Linked DNA regions of Homo sapiens: region 2 is linked to region 1. The links are chromatin loops, found by intact Hi-C in ENCODE. Cell type or tissue: OCI-LY7. All regions are shown on one strand.

Region 1 (8,000 bases):
ATTTTACCATGTTGGCCAGGATGGTCTCGATCTCTTGACCTCATGATCCACCTGTGTTGGCCTCCCAATGTGCTGGGATTACAGGCGTGAGCCACCGCGCCCGGCCTTCGTTTTTTTGGGTTTTGTTGTTGTTGTTGTTGTTTTGATATGGAGTCTCGCTCTGTTCCCCAGGCTGGAGTGCAGTGGCACAATCTCGGCTCACTGCAACCTCCACTTCCCGGGTTCAAGCAATTCTCATCATGCCTCCGCCTCCCGAATAGGTGAGACTATAGGCCTGTGCCACCACACCTGGCTAATTTTTGTATTTTTAGTAAAGATGAGGTTTCACCATGTTGGCTTGACCTCAAGTGATTCCCCTTCCTTGGCCTCCCAAAGGGCTGGAATTATAGGCATGAGCCAGTGTGCCCGGCCATAAAGGTATATAATTCAAAATATTCTGAGCATACAGATTCTCTTTTCCTTCTTTAACATCATCATGATTTAAATGAACCTGAGTAATTAATGCTGATCTAGTAAATCGTAGTGGCCTTAAGTCTAAGTATTGAGAATAGGTAATTTTAGCCGGGTGCGGTGGCTCAGGCCTGTAATCCCAGCACTTTGGGAGGCCGTAGGCAGTTAGGATCACCTGAGGTCAGAAGTTTGAGACCAGCCTGACTAACATGGAGAAATCCCATCTCTACTAAAAAAAAAATACAAAATTAGCCGGGCGTGGTGGCGCATGCCTGTAATCCCAGCTACTCAGGAGGCTAAGGCGGGAGAATTGCTTGAACCTGGGAGGAGGCAGAGATTGCAATGAGCTGAGATCTGGCCATTATTGCACTCCAGCATGGGCAACAAGAGCGAAACTCCTTCTCAAAAAAAAAAAAAAAAAAAAAAAAAAAGAATAGGTAATTTTATTATATTCTACAATGAAGGGCAATTTAAACATAATGTAATTTAATGTTTAGACATTTGTGAAACTTTCAACTAAAAGATTCCCAAGTTTCTATGAGAAAAATTAAAACAACTTTTGTCAGAGTAGGCAGTAGGCATCCCAATTATTTTACAAAATATGCTCACCATAAACAAAACAATTATATGACTTAGAATTACATGTTAATATAACCGTTCTTGCCCTGCTTTCTACAAGGTATTGTGAAATTATGTGTTCTGGGTATTTTTGACTTGTATGTGCTTCTGATTAGCTGGAAAACAGCTAGGAAAATACAGTGGTCAAAACATAGAATTTGGCTGGGTGTTCTAATCCCAGCACTTTGGGAGGCGGAGATGGGAGGATCGCTTGAGGCCAGGATTTGAGACTAACCTGGGCAACATTGTGAGAGTCCCATCTCTACAAAAAATTAAAAGACAAGCCTAATTCAATATGGTTTTCCTTACCATTCAGCTCTGTGATGTAGATAGAAACTTTACCCCTGAAGCTAACATAATTCAAATTCAATTGTGGATCAAGTTGGCAACCCAACATGTATGCTCCATATTGCCTCTGGCACCAAGTTTAAACATTTAAGAAAAATTATCCGGCCAGGCGCAGTGGCTCAAGCCTGTAATCCCAGCACTTAGGGAGGTCAACGTGGGTGGATCATGAGGTCAGGAGATCGAGACTATTCTGGCTAACACAGTGAAACCCCATCTCTACTAAAAATACAAAAAAATTAGCCGGGCGTGGTGGTGGGCACCTGTAGTCCCAGCTACTCGGGAGGCTGAGGCAGGAGAATTGCTTGAAACCACCGGAAGGCAGAAGTTGCAGTGAGCCAAGATCACGTTACTGCACTCCAGCCTGGGTGACAGAGACAGACTCCATCTCAAAAAAAAAAAAAAGAAAAATTATCCTAATGTGTCCTCCAAATATGTCCTTTTTTTTTTTTTTTGAGACAGAGTTTCGCTCTTGTTGCACAGGCTGGAGTGCAGTGACATGATCTTGGCTCACTGCAACCTCCGCCTTCCGGTGGTTTCAAGCAATTCTCCTGCCTCAGCCTCCTGAGTAGCTGGAACTACAGGCACATACCACCACGCCCAGCTAATTTTTTGTATTTTTATTAGAGATAGGGTTTCACCATGTTGGTCAGGATGGTCTCGATCTCTCGACCTTGTGATCCGCTCGCCTCGGCCTCCCAAAGTGCTGGAATTACAGGCGTGAGCCACCGCGCCCGGCCCAAATATGTCCTTTCAAAGTCATACTAGAGTACTGTCTAAAAGGCCGGCATGGAAGTTGTCTGATTGTAGAGGAAGTCATTTCATTTCATTTATTTACCATTGATAGGGTCCGGAGTCTGTAAAGTTAGATGTTAGCTTATGGAAAATAAGTGGCAAATGATTTTGTTGGGTAGAAAAGATATCTCCAGGCCAGGTGCGGTGTCTCACGCCTGTAATCCCAGCACTTTGGTAGGCCGAGGCGGGTAGATCACTTGAGGTGGATCACTTCAGGAGTTTGAGACCAGCCTGGCCAGCAGGGTGAAACCCAGTCTCTACTAAAAATACAAAAATTAGCCAGGCTTGGTGGCACATGCCTGTAATCCCAGCTACTGGGGAGACTGAGGCAGGAGAATTGCTTGAATCCAGGAGGTGGAGATTGCAGTGAGCCAAGAGCGCGCCATTGCACTCCAGCATGAACGAAGAAGCGAGACTCTTGTTTAAAAAAAGAAAGAAAGAAAAGATATCTCCAAAGGTTGCCATTTCATTGCTCTGTGAATATTAAGCAGTGTTATATTTCATATTGCAGTCTTATCCCAGCATTCTTTTTCCCACTGACTATATATTTACCAGTCTCCCCTATCTTTCTTCTTTTGCCGGTTCCCTGATGATTAGTTAAATAAGAAGGGTAAATAAGAGGCTAGCTTGCCTAGCAGATAGAGAAAGGGGTATTTCTGACTTGGGAAGATCAGCATGTGCAAAGGCGAGCGTGACTCCTTTAGAGAATTCCAAGAGACTCCATGTGGCTAAAGCAGTTCTTCTCAAACTTTGATGTCCATATGAATCACTCAGATTCAGTGAGTCTAGGGCGAGGCCCAGAATTCCACCTGTCTACAAGCTCCCAGGTTAAGCTGCTGCTGCTTGTCTTTGGACCATACTTTGAGTAAAAAGGGGGTAGGGTTAAAGCACTTCCAAAGATGTGCACATCCAAAAATGAAGATGGGGCCAGGCACATTAGCTCATGCCTGTAATCCCAGCACTTTGAGAGGCCGAGGCGGGCAGATCACTTGAGTCCAGGAGTTTGAGACCAGCCTGGCCAATATAGTGAAATCCTGTTTCTACTAAAAATACAAAAAGTTAACCAGGCATATTAGTACAAACCTGTAGTCCCAGCTACTCAGGAGGTGGAGGCAGGAGAATCGATTGAATCCAGGAGGCAGAGGTTGCAGTAAGCCGAGATCACGCCATTGCACTCCAGCCTGGGCAACAGAGTAAGACTCTGTCTCAAAAGCAAAAATAAAAAACAAAGATGTGCACATCCAAAGATGAAGATGGAAACTGAGGGAGAGGGGTATGGAACAGGCTCTATACTAAGAATAATCATTTTTCACAATCCACATCAAACAAAAATATTTCTAAGCTCAAGCAGGTAGTTCATGCATTTGAAATCATACAAAAACTCCAACCACATTTCAATATAGTCACAAAAACAAGACCAGTTAAGTCATTTCCTAAAAATGTACGTTCTCCAGCAGCTAGTAGAGCTAAGCTGGTTTTGGCGATGTCTACTGCCATCTAGTGGAAATGGATTGACATAACTAGTGCATCATTTAGTGGTAAAGCTTTCAAATTAAAGTTTTCAAAGTACTCTCATTTTATCTCCACAGTAACCTGTGAAATAGACATTGTTATTCAGTTTGTTTTAACTTATTAAAAAATTTAAGGCAGGGCACAGTGGCTCACGCCTGTAATCCCAGCACTTTGGGAGGGGAATTCGAGACCAGCCTGATCAACATGGCGATACCCTGTCTCTACTAAAAACACAAAATTACCCGGGCGTGGTGGCATATGCCTGTAGTCCCAGCTACTCGGGAGGCTGAGGCAGGAGAATCGCTTGAACCCGGAAGGTGGAGATTGCGGTGAGCCGAGATCGTGCCATTGCACTGCAGCCTGGGCAATAAGATCGAAACTCTGTCTCAAAAAATAATAATAATAAAAAAATAAAAATAAAAAAACTTTCAGGCCGGGCGCGGTGGCTCGCGCCTGTAATCGCAGCAATTTGGGAGGCTGAGGCAGGCAGATCACTTGACCTCAGGAATTCAAGACCGGCCTGGCCAACATGGTGAAACTGCTTCTCTACTAAAAATATAAAAATTAGCCAGGTGTGGTGGCGCAAACCTGTGGAGGCGCAAGCCTCAGCTACTCTGGAGGCTGAGGTGGGAGAATGGCTTGAACCTGGGAAGGTGGAGGTTGCAGTGAGTCAAAATTGTGCCACTGCACTCCAGCCTGGGCGAAAGAGCGAGACTCCATCTCAAAATAATTAAATAAATAAGGCCGGGCATGGTGGCTCACTCCTGTAATCCCAGCTCTTTGGGAGGCTGAGGCGGGCAGATCACTTGATGTCAGGAGTTCAAGACCAGCCTGGCCAACATGGCAAAACCCCATCTCTATTAAAAATACAAAAATTGGGCCAGGCGCAGTGGCTCACACTTGTAATCCCAGCACTTTGGGAGGCTGAGGCAGGTGGATCACTTGAGGTCGGGAGTTCAAGACTAGCCTGACCAACATGGAGAAAACCCCATCCCTACTAAAAATACAAAAATTAGCCGGGCATGGTGGTGCATGCCTGTAATCCCAGCTACTTGGGAGGCTGAGGCAGGAGAATCGCTTGAACCCAGGAGATGGAGGTTGCGGTGACCCAAGATCGTGCCATTGCACTCCAGCCTGGGCAATAAGAGCGAGACTCCATCTCAAAAAAAAAAAAAAAAAAAGAAATTAACTGAGCATCATGTCAGGTGCTTGTAATCCCAGCTACTCAGGAGGCTGAGGCAGGAGAATTGCTTGGACCTGGGAGGCGGAGGTTGCAGTGGGCTGAGAACACGACACTGCGTTCCAGCCTGGGTGACAGAGCAGGACTCTGTCTCAAAAAAAAAAAAACCTTCGTATTAGGCCAGGCGTGGTGACTTATACTTGTAATCCCAGCATTTTACGAGGCCAAGGCAGGAGGATGCTTGAGGCCAGGAGTTTGAGACCAGCGTGGGCAATATAGCATGACCCTGTTTCTACAAAAAAAAAATTTTTTTTTTTAATTAGCTGGGTGGAGTGTCTGTAGTCTAGCTACTCAGGAGGTTGAGGCAGGAGGATCACTTGAACCCAGGAAGAACATTAGCCTGGGCAACGTAGCAAGACCCTATCTTACAAAAAAACTTTTTTTGACTGAGTGGGGTGGCTCACCCCTGTAATCTCAGCACTTTGGGAGGCCCAGGCAAGCAGATCACTTGAGGTCAGGAGTTCAAGACCAGCCTGGCCAACATGGTGAAACCCCATCTCTAGTAAAAATACAAAAAGTTAGCTGGGCGTGGTGACACATGCCTGTGATCCCAGCTACTCAGGAAGCTAAAGCAGAGAATTGCTGGAACCTGGGAGGCAGAGGCTGCAGTGAGCCGAGATCATGCCACTGCACTCCAGCCTGGGAGACAGAGCAAGACTCCATCTCAAAAAAAAAAAAAAAAAAAATTAACGCTTCATATTATCAAGCACTTATTATAAGCACTGTACATGAATGATCTAATTTATTCTCCATTACAATCTAATATGGTAAGTATTATCTGGTTTATTATTCCCACTTACAGATAAGAAGCCAAGACTTAGAGAATTTTAAGAAGAATGTTGAAAGTCCAGCAGCTAGTAAAGTGGGAGCATCAGGGTCAAAGTAGGGGATCCTACAAGGCATGTATCGTTAACATAAGTTATAACCAACATCACAAAATGTGTCAGACATTCTCCTAAGCAGTTTGTTTATAGGTATCAGCTAATTTAATCTTCACAAAACCTGAACCAGGCAAGGTGGCTCATGCCTATAATCCGAGCACTTTGGAAAGCAGAGGTGGGCGGATCACTTGAGGTCAGAAGTTCAAGACCAGCCTGGCCAATGTGGCAAAACCTCATCTCTGGCTGGGTGCGGTGGCTCACGCCTGTAATCCCAGCACTTTGGGAGGCCAAGGCGGGCGGATCACGACGTCAGGAGATCGAGACCATCCTGGCTAACATGGTGAAACCCCGTCTCTACTAAAAATACAAAAAAATTAGCTGGGTGTGGTGGCAGGCACCTGTAGTCCCAGCTACTCGGGAGGCTGAGGCAGGAGAACGGCGTCAACTCGGGAGGTGGAGCTTGCAGTGAGCTGAGATCGTGCCACTGCACTCCAGCCTGGGTGACAGAGCGAGACTGTCTCAAAAAAAAAAAAAAAACCTCATCTCTACTAAAAAGACAAGAAATTAGCTGGGCGTGGTAGCACCTGTCTGTGGTCCCAGCTACTCTGGAGGCTGAGGATCACCCGAACCCGGGAATTTGAGGCTGCAGCGAGCCATGATCGCGCCACTGCATCCAGGCTGGGTGACGGGAATGAGACCGTCTCAAAAAACAAAACCAAAACCAAAAAGGTATGAAGTATGTATAATTATTATTCCCATTTTATAGATCAAGAAACCAAGAGGAGTTAAGCAAGATATTCAAGGTCACCAACTAGTGAAAAGCATAGCCAGAACTGGAATCCAGGAAGTTTAATTCTAGGGCATATGTTCTCAACCAGTAAGCAATTTTTTAAAAAGTTATTATAACTTGGGCCAGGCGCGGTGGCTCATGCCTGTAATCCCAGTGTTTTGGGAGGCCAAGGTGGAAGGACTTTAAGACCAGCCTGGGCAACATAGTGAGACCCCCATCTCTATAAAAAATATGTATTTTTAAATAGCTGGACATGGTAGCACATGCCTGTAGTCCTAGCACTTTGGGAGGCTGAAGCAGGCAGATCACTTGAGCTTGGGAGTTCAAGACCAGCCTGAGCAACATGGCAAAACCATGTCTCTAAAAAAAACAAACAAACAAACAAAAAAAAACCCAGGCGTGGTGGCTCACGCCTGTAATCCCAGCACTTTGGGAGGCCTAGGCGGGTGGATCACTTGAAGTCAGGAGTTTGAGACCATCCTGGCCAACATGGTGAAACCCCGTCTCTACTAAAACTACAAAAATTAGCTGGGCATGGTGGTGAGCACTTGTAATCCCAGCTGCTCAGGGGGCTGAGGCAGAAGAATCAATTGAACCCAGGAGGCGGAGGTTGCAGTGAGCCAAGATTGCACCACTGAACTCTAGCCTGGATAACAGAGCTGGACTCTGTCGCAAAAAAAAAAAAAAAAAAAAAAAGCAAAAATGCAGATTCTGATGCAGAAAGCCTGAGGTAGGGCCTAAGATTCTGCATTTCTATAAGGCTCTCAGTGAGGACAGTGCTGCTGGCCAAGGTGGATCACACTTTGAGGAGCAAAGTTCTGGCAAGGGGAGGGAGGGGAGAGGAGCAACATTAGAACTGTTAAAAGAAAAATTCTAGACAAATTAAATTTAACAGAGGGTAATTGAACAAAGAATGATTCCTTAAAAATATATATATATTTTTAGAGACTGGTCTCTGTTGCGCAGGCTGGAGTGCAGTGGCTCAATCATAGCTCACCACAGCCTCAAACTTCTGGGCTCAAGGGACCCTCCTGAGTAGCTAGAACCACATGACACATGCCATGATGCCTAGCTTTTATTCATTTATTTCTTTTCTTTTCTTTCTTTCTTTTTTTTTTGGAAACATAGTTTTGCTCTTGTTGCCCAGGCTGGAGTGCAATGGCCTAATCTTGGCTCACTGCAACCTCTGCCTCCCGGGTTCAGACGATTCTCCTGCCTCAGCCTCCTGAGTAACTGGGATTACAGGCATGCGCCACCACACCTGGCTAATTTTGTACTTTTAGTAGAGATAGGGTTTCCCCATGTTGGTCAGGCTGATCTCGAACTCCCGACCTCAGATGATCCACCCCCCTTGGCCTCCCAAAGTGCT
Region 2 (8,000 bases), 410 kb before region 1:
CTTAGAAAGGGGAGCCAAGTCCAAACATGAAATTCATATGTGTTTCATATATATAGCTTAAAGCTAATTTTATGCAATATTCTTAATAATTTTGTGCATGAAACAAAGTTTTGACTATACCCATCACATGAGGTCAAGTGTATAATTTTCCACATGTAGCATCATGTTGGTGCTCAAAAAGTTTCAAATTTTGTAGCATTTCAGATTTCATATTAGGGATGCTCAACCTGTATTGAGAATGTTCAGTACCATAAGAGGAATATTATATATGTAAGTTAAATAGGTTTCATTACATGCTATTTGACAAGCTAGCTGAATTTATTATGAAACAGATTTAGTATACATTTGATCTTCCCCAGAATAGAAACAGTACAGTTATACAAAAAGGAGGAAATAAAACTGGATTCCCAGAATAAAGTTTAAAATAGATCAATTTTAATAAAGCAAATATGCAACCCCAGATGGCAGAAGTTAAAGTAAATTTTCATACTAATTGTGGTAAAATTGAGTAAAATAGAAAAAGGGCATTGAAGAACTTAGAAAAATATAAAATACATGAGACTTTCTTAGAAGTAGTACATTTCTCTGAGACCCATCATAAATGTCTTTAAAGTATATTTAAACCAAAGGATTGAGATACAGTACATACACACTAAGACATGATAGCATGAAATAAACTGAATGAGTTCTAGACCAGGATTCAGGAAATCAAAGTTGTAAGGCTCTGTGGAAGCTTGAAGTAACCAAGTGTCTTCTCTAGACCAGGGGTCCCCAACACCTGGACCCTTACTGGTCCGTGGCCTGTTACGAACTGGGTTGCACAGCAGGAGGTGAGTGGTGGGCGAGCCAAGCTTCATCTGTATTTACAGACACTCCCCATCATGCACATTATGACCTGAGCTCCGCGACTCCTGTCAGATCAACGGCAACATTAGATTCTCACATTAGATTAGAACACTGGAGCACGAAGACTGTTGTGAACTGTGCAGGCAAGGGATCTAGGTTGTGTGCTCCTTATGAGAATCTAATGCCTGATGATCTGTCATTGTCTCCCATCACTCCCAGATGGGACCATGTAGTTGCAGGAAAACAAGCTCCGGGCTCCCACTGATTCTAGATTATGGTGAGTTGTTTAATTATTTCATTATATATTACAACGTAATAATAACAGAAATAAAGTGCACAATAAATGTAATGCACTTGAATCCTCCCAAAACCATGGCCCCCTCACCCCCTGGTCCATGGAAAAATTGTCTTCCGTGAAACCAGTCCCTGGTGCCAAAAGGTTGGAGACCGCTGCTGTAGACCTAACTCCAAAATTGGGGGGTGTGGACAAGATGGTCTTAAAGACCTCTACTAACCACAGTGTCTCCGGATTTTATTATCTGGCTTAAATGATGAGTCCCAATTGTAAGACAGTCTGCGTCTAGGGAAGAGAGGGGAACCACAGACAGTTAAGACTGGAAATGTTGGTGAGAAATCTCAAAATATTTCGCTGGTGGACAAGAAAGAAACTGGTATGCTAGAGAACTATACATCTCCCCCAGTTAGATGACTACAGATAAAGCAGCCCAACAGCAGTGGCATGATATCTTCATACAGTCATTGCTGGAGATGCAGCTAAAGATGATTCCATTAGTTATGTCAGAAGACTTAGTTAGAGACTCAGATACATACCCAATATCTATAGTGACAAAAAGATGCTTAAGGGTAGGGAATCTAACTAATCATATTTAATATTAGGGTCCCTTTAAAAAGGAAAATACTGCATTAGAGTTTAAAACACAATTCTGGGCCAGGCGTTGTGGCTCATGCCTCTAATCCCAGCACTTTGGGAAGCCAAGGTGGGTGGATCACTTGAGGCAGGAGTTTGAGACCAGCCTGGCCAACATGGTGAAACCCCATCTCTACTAAAAAATACACAAAAAATTAGCTAGGTGTGGTGGCACATGCCTGTAATCCCAGCTACTCGGGAGGCTGAGGAATGAGAATCCTTGGAACCTGGGAGGCAGAGGTTGCAGTAAGCCAAAATCGTACCACTGAACCACAGCCTGAGCAACAGAGTGAGACTCTGCCTCAAAAACAAATAAATAATCTAAATAAATAAAACACGATCCTGAAGTAAATTTAAAAAGCCAATATATATCCCCTTATGTTCATACAGTCATTGCTGGAGATGTAGCTGAAGATGATTCAGTCAGTAATAAGTCAGAAGACATAGGAGATACAGATAAAAAACAAGGTCTTGACACACATAAAATAATATTCTGGTTTTTTTTTTTTGTACGTGTGTGTGTGTGTGTGTGTGTGTGTGTGTGTGTGACAAAGTATATACATAAAATGCTATTATAAGACACTGCTATGGCCTGAACTGTGTTCCTCCCACCAATATTCATATATTGAAGCCTTAACCCCCAATGTGATGTATTTGGAGACAGGGCCTTTGAATGATAACTAGCTTTAGATGAGGTCATGAGAGTGGTGCCCTCATAATGGGTTTTAGATTTTATATCTATATATTAATAGACGCTACCATACCTAAGAAATTATGTTATAACATTATATGAAGTACTGTTGGATCATAACTCAAAACACATAAATGAAAGGTGGAAATAATTAATGGAAGCAATGTTCCCCATCGCTGTTTTTCTCCAAGTGTAGCAGCATCAGCATTAACTGAGAACTTACTCAAAATGCAAATTCTTGGGCCCCATCCAGAATCAGAAACTCTGGTGTTGGGGCCTAGCAATCTGTTTTAACAAGTCTTCCAGGTTATAATGATGCAAGCAAGTTTGAGAATCATTACCCTCTGGTATAGGGCACTAAGGGTTTGGAGGTGAGATTTTGTGCTTGCTACCTGATAGTTTGCCTCTTCTACACAAACCAAAACTGGGGAGGAGGAGATCACCAAGCCCCCAAGCTGAAGTATATCTGTTAAAAAGACCTTGTACCTAGTCTGTCAGTCCAAAGCTTCATATAACTTCACAAAGTGTAAAGCTCAATGTTAATTTAACAAACTAGTTAATCAAATTTCCTATACTCCTGGCAAACTTATTTCTCTGGTTTATCAGACAGGACAGATTCTTAGGTTTCCATAGGCATCACAGCTATGGCCTTTGTCATTAAGAGTTAAAAATCAAATTATGCCAGGTGCAGTTGGCACATGCCTATAATCCCAGCTTCTTGGGATGCTAAGATTGAAGCATGACTTAAGCCCAGGAGTTTGAATCCAGCCTGGGCAACACAGCAAGAACCCATCTCTAAAAATAAAAAATAAAATTTTAAAAAATAAGAAAATCAGATTACTGCATTGTTTAATAAGGAAAAAAGATTTCCATCTAAAAAGTTAAGAGCTTTAGTATTCAGAAGATTTTAGCTTGTTAGTCCTCTGGAAAACTTACTTAAGTACAACCTCAAGATAATTTTTTACATGTAGAAGAAAAAGATTAAGTCAAAAGTACAAGTTTTTTTTTTTGTTTGGCATGTTTGCATGCCAAATATGAAATATTTGGAATATATTTAGAAAATGTGAAACAGGACAAATGCATAGTCATCCTAGAGATTATATTATTTTAAACTGTCACATGAAAATTCAAAGCAAAGATATAAACCCACAAGGATCTCAGCAGCTAAATACGTAAGAAAAAAACTTAAACAGGCAAGGATTTTAGGTACACCTGCAATATATACCTACTGATTCACAAATTGCCACTCCGCTCTTAGGAAGAATGTAATAGAACGTAGTATTGAGGTATAAAAATATGAATTATTTATCTTCAGGGAAAAAAATTCACATGAAATAGTCTTTCTTTAAAACAACAACAAAGTGATGGGTATTTACATGTAAAAACAGAGGTCACTTCATTTTTATTTTTTGTATTTCACTGATGAATTTTTGAAATTGGAGTTGCTATTATTAATAATAGCTCCATATTGTTAACTTTGATATCTGGCCAAAAAACCAGTCCCCCAAAAGTATTCTCTTTCCTATCTTAAATGTATGCTATAAGCCATAAGCTTTTCTTTACTTCAAATGAAAATCCAGCTACAGCTGTAGACCCCTTGGATTCTGAGTATCTAGAGTGGTTCCCAATTTGGAACTTCTGAAGGTTTTGATCTAGCAGGTTGGAGTCAGTTCAGGCACCCGTATTTTTAGACGGTTCTCAAGCATAGCCAGCACTGGAAACCGTAGCTAGGTTATCATGCTCAGACCAGCAGAGGACTGATTCACACAGAAGTTTCAATTTGATTCCATTCAGGGAAGAAAAATTTGCTAATGCCGATAGATTATCACTTAAAAATTAATGACTAATGGAATATGAAGGAAATCAATCACGGAGAAGAATCATAGACTGCTCAGGCTATTCCTATTATGTTAAGTAAAAAGAAGTGGCCCATGAAAATTGAATAAACTAGATCTTTGGATCTAAAACATATTTTATTTTTCTCCCTGGTCTGAAGCATAAGCGAGAGAGGATAAAAGGAATCAAGAAGTTATCAAAGGAGAAAGGACTCTGCCAAAAGAGAAAATTTGTGTTTGACAATCTTATCACCTACCTGTCTCTTCTGAGTAGGAGAAACAAAATTGACTTAATTCCGCTCCAATATCAGCTGCCATTTATATGAGCTGGTATGCCTTATTATCTATGTATTCCCGCAAGCCACTGCTTTCTGGTATAGGACAGTCACAGTTAAACCTATTTTAGGTCAGAGGGGTGGAGTCAAGCATACTTAAATAAGCATAGAAGTTTCATGGTAGTAAAATATATCCTATTAGAGGAGGTCACGCTGATCTTCAGCCTAAAAATCACAAGTGAAATACCTCAATGTTCATCTAAGAATAACCCTAGAAATGCCCATTTTTCTTTTGGTTGTAGCAAAACATATTTCCAAAATTCAAAAAGTTCACAATGAGATGGCCAGCAGGGGGCATTAAGGAATCTACTGTTACCATCTCAAAGGGTACGCTAAGAATTATGTTTTCTTCTAATTCATTTATCTCTTCCAAAAGAAAGAAATTGGAAGTAATTTTCCTTAAACCTGGAATATTTAAACACTTTTGTATATTTTACATGCATTATAATTTGTATAATCTTAGCAGTAAAATTATTACATAAATTAATGCACTTTAGTCATATGAAACACAATACTGAGAACTTTTCATTTTAATCCAATAGTACATCCAGATAGAGAAGAACTTATTACTAAAACTTCAGAAAACCGAAGACTTACAAATGTGAAAAAAGAAAGCTCAGACATAGGTATGCTGCTAATCTTAAATACAGGCAACTTGTTTATTATGAAGTCATGATTTTTCTAATTTGTACTGTTGGTAATATTTTAATAAACTTTTAAGAAGCTGTGGCATAATAAAGAATATATCTAGTTTTGGTCTCCTGTTCCTGGCACAAAGCATCAACAACCTTTGGAACTTCCAGAGACAGAGGCATCTTTGTTGTGTTAATGAGGCTACTCTAGGTGGGTTCCCAGATAGCTTCAGGATAGGGGGTAGTCACCGAAAAAGACCGACCATGTGATGAGGGTTGGAGCTTTGTGCCAGTGTGACCTCCATGAAGGAGAGTGGGGCTGGAGGTTGAGTTCCATCTTGCAGCCAATGACTTAATCAATCACATCATAAAAACTCTGGCTTAGAGGAAGATTTGGAAGCTCCGTACAATGCAGTTCATGTTTCCTTAGTTCCTTTATAACTTCCCACAGACATCACTGCATTAACCTCTACACTTGACTTGTCTTTACTTTTCTATTCTCAAACCTCAGCAACTTTTCTGAGATGTGATTTACATACAATCAAATTCACCCAACTAAAGCGTATAACTGTGGTTTTTAGTATATCCACAGTTATACAATAATCACCAGTATCCCATTTTAGAACATTTTGATCACCCCACAAAGAAATCCCGTATCTGCCAGGCACGGTGGCTAACGCCTGTAATCCCAACACTGTGGGAGGCCAAGGCAGGCAGAACACGAGGTCAAGAGATCAAGACCATCCTGGCCAACATGGTGAAACCCCATCTCTACTAAAAATACAAAAATTAGCTGGGCGTGGTGGCCGCGCACCTGTGGTCTCAGCTACTCGGGAGGCTGAGGCAGGAGAATCACTTGAACCCAGGAGGCGGAGGTTGCAGTGAGCCGTGGTCACACCACTGCACTCCAGCCTGGGCGACTGAGCAAGACTCTGTCTCAAAAAAAAAAAAGAAAGAAACCCCATATCCATCAGTAGTTTAACTGCTTGACCACACCTCTGTAACCCCTGACAACCACTAACCAACTTTCTGTTTCTAAGAATTTGCCTATTCTGGACATGAGTGGTACCCTCCAATATACATTTTTGTGTCTGGCTTCTTTTGTTTCACGGTTCATCCACGTTGTAGCATATATCAGTATTTCATTCCTTTTTATGGCTGAATAATATTCCAATTTACAGATATACCATATTTTGTTTTCCCACTTATCAACTGACAGACATTTGGGTCACTGCCATTTTCTGGCTCCTATGAATACTGTTGCTATGAACATTCTGGTACAATTTTTTTCCCATTTTGGTAAAATATACATAAAATATTTACCATTATACCCATAAGTACGTTCACGTTGTTGTGCAAACATCACCACTCTCCATCTCCAGAGCTTTTTCATCATTCCAAACTGAAACTTCTGTAGCCATTAAACAATAACTCCTCCATCCCAACTCTCCTTAGCCTGTGGTGACCACTATTCTCCTTTCCATCTTTGTGAATTTGACTATTCTAGGTACCTCATATAAGTGGAATCATACAATATTCGTCCATTTGTGCCTGGCTTATTTCACTTATAATATCTTTAGGGCTCCTCCATGTTGTAGCATTTATCAGAATTTCCTTCATTTTAATATTCCATTGTATGGATACACCATTTTGTTTATTCATCCATCGATGGTTATCTGGGTTGTTTCTGCCTTTCGGCTATTATCAATAACTCTGCTATGAATGTGGATGTATAAATATCTGCTTGAGTCCCTGCTTTCAATTCTTTTGGGTATATACCCAGAAGCGAAATTGTTGATCATATGGTAATTTGTGTTTAATTTTTTTAGGACCTGCAGTACTGTTTTTCCACAGCATGTATATGTTTTTATGTGAACATGTTTTCAGTTCTTCTGGGTTTATATGTAGGAGTGGAATTGCTTGGTCATATGGCATATGCTGAAAGTTTCTGAGGAACTACCTGTTTTCCACCATGACTTCACCATTTTACATTTCTATCACCATCTTTTAAAAATTATATCCAACAAGAGTGATTTAAACACATTTTCAAATTTCCATGAGGCACTAGGCATGGTGGTAGGCACCTGTAGTGCCAGCTACTTGGGAGGCTGAGGCAGGAGGATCGCTTGAGCTCAGGAGGTCCACGCCAGCCTCGGCAACATAGTGAGACCCTGTCTCTTAAAAAAAAAAAAAAAAAATTCATAAGGCTGAAAAATTATTCAGAATTAAAACCTAGGAGAATTTAAGATGAGAGGAACTCACTGTTAGAAAGCATTGTGGAGTATGCCTTCCCCCTGTCACCCCCTGCTGCACATCATCACCCCAAAATAATACTGGGTCCACTGCAGGGTCTAAATTGGTAAATTTTAAATGTCATTTTGATATATGAAGTCTAACAGAGAAGATCTCTATTGTGTATTACCTAAAATGCTTCCTTATACCTGAGTTGGTAGAGAATACAGTAGAGAAAGAAGGAAAATGTCTATGCCCACTTCTCACTAAAAGAAATTTAGTAAACACTGGGACTTTCCATATTCACAAATATCCAGTGAAGATCACCTATGATGAAAAGCAGCTAAATTTTCTCACTAATAATGAGAACAGTCTGTCTTATAATTTTTAGAATATACTGTTTGAATATGGACACAAAATTTCTTTTGACTCATATTGAAGTTATTATTGTATTCTTGGTACTTTATGCCATCACAGTTGCTTTAAGTGAATGATAATCAA

Evidence for each region. A loop is a pair of places that touch in the nucleus more often than their neighbours do. Peaks named below come from ENCODE experiments on the same cell type or tissue, not always from the same donor. Only the 100,000 strongest peaks of a DNase experiment are listed, where the experiment ranks them.
Region 2: a loop joins it to region 1, with 2.7 times the contacts of the local background. A loop is called at or near these places in 54 of 110 quality-filtered maps.

The regions. Positions count from the first base shown.
Region 1 is chr4:56,833,130-56,841,129 of GRCh38, forward strand. No RefSeq gene overlaps it. Among named protein-coding and RNA genes, the nearest start is that of SPINK2, 15 kb to the left of the region's middle. In OCI-LY7, a CTCF peak has its summit at 3,724 (motif pointing left); a DNase peak (open chromatin) is centred at 3,682.
Region 2 is chr4:56,420,196-56,428,195 of GRCh38, forward strand. All of the region lies in intron 1 of PPAT (phosphoribosyl pyrophosphate amidotransferase), which reads right to left. It also overlaps a transcript of PAICS not described here. Among named protein-coding and RNA genes, the nearest start is that of PPAT, 11 kb to the right of the region's middle. RefSeq lists an enhancer at 5,208-5,893. In OCI-LY7, CTCF peaks have their summits at 4,939 (motif pointing right) and 5,140; a DNase peak (open chromatin) is centred at 4,926; H3K27ac peaks cover 627 bases.